Regions from separate parts of the Homo sapiens genome. Here region 1 is linked to region 2. A link is a loop called in an ENCODE intact Hi-C map of the cell type or tissue named here. Cell type or tissue: PC-9. All regions are shown on one strand. Links, peaks and the distances in the headings refer to the core of each region. The heading gives the core; the rest is flanking DNA. Region 1 has its middle 120 kb from the start of LRIG2. Region 2 has its middle 65 kb from the start of MAGI3.

What was found. Hi-C counts contacts between places; a loop is a spot of excess contacts. Peaks named below come from ENCODE experiments on the same cell type or tissue, not always from the same donor. Only the 100,000 strongest peaks of a DNase experiment are listed, where the experiment ranks them.
Region 1: it touches region 2 in a loop (2.0-fold over the local background); 3 of 110 quality-filtered maps call a loop at or near these places.

The regions. Positions count from the first base shown.
Region 1 is chr1:113,190,636-113,193,555 of GRCh38, reverse strand. No RefSeq gene overlaps it. Among named protein-coding and RNA genes, the nearest start is that of LRIG2, 120 kb to the right of the region's middle. RefSeq lists an enhancer at 1,232-1,341. In PC-9, for the core only: no CTCF peak of the experiment used is centred there; a DNase peak (open chromatin) is centred at 1,685; H3K4me3 peaks cover 1,637 bases; H3K27ac peaks cover 1,935 bases.
Region 2 is chr1:113,323,753-113,326,672 of GRCh38, reverse strand. No RefSeq gene overlaps it. Among named protein-coding and RNA genes, the nearest start is that of MAGI3, 65 kb to the left of the region's middle. In PC-9, for the core only: no CTCF peak of the experiment used is centred there; DNase peaks (open chromatin) are centred at 1,442 and 2,642; H3K4me3 peaks cover 641 bases; H3K27ac peaks cover 2,478 bases.

The sequences.
Region 1 (2,920 bases), core at 195-2,694, 130 kb after region 2:
GAGAGAAAAGGGGTGGGGACCTCTTGCAGGAAATAATGTTTCAGCAGAGACTCAAAGAATATGTAAGAGTTACCCAGATGAAGAGTAGAAGGATGAACGTGCAAGTGGAAAGAACAGCATGAGAGAAGGCCCTGAGGTGGGAAGGGCTTGGTGCATTACAGGTACTCAGTAAATATCTATTGAATTAATTTTTTAAAATTATGATTTGGGCAGGGCCAGGGTGCTATGGGAGCATATAAGAATGGCACAGAACCCTTGCCTACCCCAACCAGCAACAAAGGAATGAGGAATGAGAAAGAGTTACGTTAGAATTGACTTCCTGACTTTCAGGAGGAGAAATAGCATGTGCAAAGGCCCTGGGGTCAGAGAGAGATCAGAGAGCAGTTCTGTATGGCTGGACCATAGTGGGATGGATTTGAGGAGGGGCATTTGTTGAGGGGAGAATGAGAATTGGCAAGAAATGAGGCTGGAAATGTAAACCAGAGCCAGATCATGAAGGGCCTCATAAGCCATGGTAAGCTGTGTAGATTTCATTTGGATGCTGTGGTGAGGTGGTGTTAGGGAAGGAAATCATAGGCTCAGGCCAGCACGTTGGAAAGATCTGGTTGCATGGTCAAGAGAGGACTGGATGGGCCGGGCGCGGTGGCTCACGCCTGTAATCCCAGCACTTTGGGAGGCTAAGGCAGGCGGATCACAAGGTCAGGAGATTGAGACCATCCTGGCTAACATAGTGAAACCCCATATCTATTAAAAATACAAAAATTAGCCAGGCGTGGTGGTGGGCCCCTGTAATCCCAGCTACTCAGGAGGCTGAGGCAGGAGAAAGGCGTGAACCCAGGAGGCGGAGCTTGTGGTGAGCCGAGATTGCACCACTGCACTCTAGTCTGGGTGACAGAGTGAGACTCCATCTCAAAAAAAAAAAAGAGGACTGGATGAGACGGCAAAGTTGTTAGAGAAATTCAGGCAAGAGAGGGTGGTGGCCACAGGTAGTGTGGCATGGGGAGAAAGAAGTAGACAGCTCCAAAGGGGAACATTGTGTACCTGATGGAGTTAGGTAGGCAAGATAAGAGTCACATCAGGGCAGACGCCAGGCTGGTGCATAGTTCCTCTTTCTTCCTGAAGCTAGCTAACCTCATGGGAGACAGGGTTCCTGGTTTACAATGGAGGGTGTTACAGGACTGCCTGCATCCTTGGCTACTGGTCACCATGCCCTGCTTATTTTCTGCTCACTCTGTCCTCTGACTTTTCACTGGGTTTGGCCAATGGGGAGCTCACAAATACTGCAGAGCAGAGGAACAGGGTCCCCCATAAGGACCTTGCCTCCCCATGAGGAGGCCCAAGGCTGGCTGTGCCCCTCAGTCTCTCTCAAGGTAACCTTGTCATCTCTACCTTCCTCTACATGACTTTTTTACTTCCTGGTTTCAATGTCCACTCCCTCCCCTTTCACTTGGGCCTGGGGTGGTATACAGCTCAGCTTACGGGCTGCAAAAACACCCCAACATCCCTTCTGGTTCCCACGACTTCACCCACACCTTTGTTAAATTCACCCTCCTTGAGTTACTCTAATGAGTGTGACATCTGTTTCCTGTTGGGACTCTGAGTCACACACTTCTGACACCAGGCTGAATTGTTCATAAAATAATTCCCAGTTCCTTTAAATCAGACCACACCCCCGCAAGCCCAACAGCCAATAAGGCAAGAACACACGCTCCAACCGTTTACCTGGTGTGCAATCAGGATCTTCGTACGCCTCCTTCCCCTGGTCAAGTTCTGCTCCTAGCCACCCAGATTTGAGTAGGGCTCAGATTCCCCAGCTGTGACCCTGGGGATTTTCCTAGCGCTGGGCACCGCCCACCACACTGCCCCACACAGGATGCCGCTGCCAGGTTCGGCGCCTTGGGCTAGGACAGGGTATGCAGGGACAAGGGAAGGTAGGTAGCCTCAAGGTTCCTTTTCACCAACCCTGCTGAGACCTGGGGATCCCATCATCAAGTGGCCACTGACCTCCCCTGAGAGGGCTGGAAAAACTTGCAAAATGGTTCTGACTCACTGTTCTCTAGGCTTTCTGCTGACCTGTGATCACCTGCGTGTCTGTCTGGGTGTGTATAAATGGGTCTGTGTCTGTGGTATTTTTGTCTGTTTTTCCCTCCCCAACTCCAGAATGTAAACACACTGAAGGAAGGGACTTGTCTTGTTCTCCACTGTATCCCAGTGCCCAGCCCAGTGCCTGGGACACAGTAGTTAGTGGATAAGTATTTGTTGACCAACAGACCAGTGACTGGTCTCTCATCATCTGTTTACAGTCTTCCCCCAGACAACATAGAGCTCCACCGATTAGATTTCCTAATTACATTCCTTTTCAGTCTTGCCTCCCTGAGATGAGCCTTGTCAGCATCGTGAATATTTCCAGCAACTCCTCAATCACACATTTATAGCTTTTTTATGGGATACTCCTACAACCTGATTAATGTCTTTATTGCCCTAAGCACTGACAAGTTTCCAGGGACTCGCACATGAAATTCAAAATAAAATTTTATAGCACATGAAATTCAAAATAAAATTTTATTTTTTGGTTTAACATGAAAGTTTATGCTAAAATTTTAAAAAGCAACTTTCTAGATTTTCTGCCTGCAAAATTGTGAATAAGCTCATTACAGCTGAACTTATCCTTCTTTCTCTCTGTTTGCTGGTGCCCTAGGCAACTGTTTGGTTTGTCTATCGGGCATTAGTTATTTTCATATACGAGTAATTCCATTACTAGTTTTTCACAAGCCAGAATGGAGTTCTTGGGAGCATGGAGACGACAGGGAAGAGTCAATGTCCCATTACCCCACATGTGTTGTTTTTCAACCTAGGCACTACTGGCTGGACATGGGACTAACCCGCTCATTGCAGGACATTTATCATTTCTGAGTTCCAG
Region 2 (2,920 bases), core at 325-2,824:
TCAACCAAGTATGTTGTCTGAATCTTACCTTTCTTATCTGTAAAATGTGGATAATGTGTTTCTTGCCATTTTCACGGGGTTATTACGAGGGCTAGATGTGTTATTCTATATGCAAATGCTCTGAAAACCTAACAAGCAGTATTGGTTTGTTCACTTTTGTGACCCAGCCTGGTGGGTCAGAGAAGTCTTCCTGGAGGAGCAGATGTTGGGCCTGAGGCATGGGGAAGGCAGAGAGTTAGCAAATGAAGAAGGTTCTAGATTGAAGCAATGGTATGAACAAAGCCAAGGAGTTGTAAAGTGGCAGGGTGAGCTCAGAGAACCATGAGCACCTCTGTATTCTCAGCTGAAGAGAGATGGGGAGATGCAGACAGGGCTTGGGTCAGGAGAGTCTGGTAGGTTCACCAAGAACCCTGTGGCCCTGGGGCCATAAGAGCTATGGGAAGGTTTTGGTAAATGAATAATGTGGTATAACAGTGTTGTAAAAAGACTGCTCTCATGGCAGAGTGGAGGGTGAAATGGAGGGAAACCAGAATGAAGCTGGAGGTGCGGTCAGGATAAAGGCCTTAACCAGTGCAAAAAGTGAGGATAGAGAGGAGGGGTGAGGTCAATAAATATTTAGAAGACAAAATTAGCAGCACTTGGTGATGAGTAATGAGTGTCTTTGGATAATAAAAATTGGCAAGTTTGATGATTGGTCCTTGGCAAAATGCTGTAGCCAATTTTTGGAAACAGTAAATGAACATTTCATTTAGAAATTAAAATGGTGGATTAATTTAGCCTCAGAACACATTGACTATGAACAAATCATACCAAGCATGTCTCATTTCCTCTTTACAGAATAGTTATTTTTCCAATATAAAATAATAAATGCTTATTTTAGAAAACTTGGAAATTATCGAAAGCTAGGATAAGAAAAAGTTCTGCTACCCACTAATTAACATTCCTGTCAGTATTTTTCTAAGAAGATCCTTTAACATGGTTGTGATCATTCTGTCCACTAAGTCTAACAGTGTGTGATATTTTTTTCTCTTAACATTACACCTCAAACGTATTTATTTTGTAACAAAATCTTTGTAAATATTATTTTAAATAGATAATATTGACTGTCTATGGATGTGCTTTAATTCATATTTTATGGGATATTTGTTTCTAATGTTGGGATATTTAAAATAATAATTTCATTGATATCTTTATATATAAAGTGCTTTCCATGTATGGGACAGATTTCCTTAAGATAGATTTCTTAAAAATGTTTACAGTATCAAAATATACAAATGTTTAAAACCTTTTGTTACATGTTATCAAACCTCTTTCAAAAAGGATTGCAACAATTTATAATGCCACTGGTATTGTAAGGTTATCCATTTCACAATATCTCTTCCTGCAGAAAATCATCATTAAAAACAACTAAACAAAACCAAAACACTTTGCTAACTTGATTAGTAAAAATGCCAACTCATGGCCAAGCATGTGTGACTCACACCTGTAATCCCGGCACTTTGGGAGAGCCGGACAGGAGGATTGCTGCAGCCCAGGAGTTTGAGACCAGCCTGGGCAACGACACTTTGTCTCTACAAATAATTTTGTCTCTACAAATAATTTTGTCCCTACAGATAATTTTAAAAATTAGCTGGGCATGGTGGCATAGGCCTGTAGTCCCAGCTGGCCTTAAACAGGGCAAAAAGTGAGGATAGAGAGGAGGGGTGAGGTCAATAAATATTTAGAAGACAAAATTAGCAGCACTGGGAGGCTGAGGTGGAAATATCCCCTCGACTGGGAGGTTGAGGCTGTAGTGAGCTGTGATCACACCCCTGCACTCCAGTCTGGACGACAGAGTAGGGGGATAAAAGTCAACTCATTTCATTTTCTTTGTTTTTACAAATATGAATAATACACACATACGGGAGAAAGTAAAATAGTATAGAAAGGCATAAAATGAGAAAGCAAAAATCTCCCCCCTTCCACAACCCCAAACCTACCCGCTTCCCCAAAGCAACCACTGCAAAAAACTTACTTGTGAATACCTTTCTGAAAAAATTGTTTATTAAAGTTTCTAAAATAGTACTAGGTACTATTTATATCCGAGGGTTCTAGGTCTGGAAACCTTTCCATGTCAATGCATATAGTTCTACTCTATGAATATATAAAAATTTATTTATCCAGTTCCCTATGGATTGATATTTTGTTTATTTTCAATATTTTGCTATTGCAAAGAATCCTGCAATGAACATCTTTGAATTAAGATCTCAGTGTACTTGTGCAGCATAATTCCTGGATATGAAATTATTTTCAATCTTACATTTTAAAATGTTTACAGCAATTTATGATCTCACCAACAATGTGTAAATGTTTATTCCTTCACACTCTCACAGATAAGCCTTTTTTATCAATCTGATAGATGAAAAAATGTCATCTCCAGCCAGGCACGGTGCCTCATGCCTGTAATCCCAGCACTTTGGGAGGCCGATGCAGGCAGATCACCTGAGGTCAGGAGTTCAAGACCATCCTGGCCAACATGGTGAAACCCCATCTCTACTAAAAATACAAAAATTAGCAGGGTGTGGTGGCACGTGCATGTAATCCCAGCTACCTGGAAGGCTGAGGCAGGTGAATCACTGGAATCCGGGAGGCGGAGGCTGCAGTGAGCCAAGATGACACCACTGCACTTTAGCCTGGGTGACAGAGCAAGGCTCCCTCTCAATAAAAAAAAAAAAAAAGGTCATCTCAGCGCACACTCATTCATAAATGTTTATTGAGCTCCTACTTTGTGCCAGGCCCTGCTCTAGATGCTTGGGACACACAACTGAACAAAGCAAAGATTCCTGCCCCTATGGAGCTAACATTCTAACACAATTAACAATAAGCATAATACATAATAAATCATAGTACACAAGTAAGTCAGAAGAAGATAAGCTCTGGA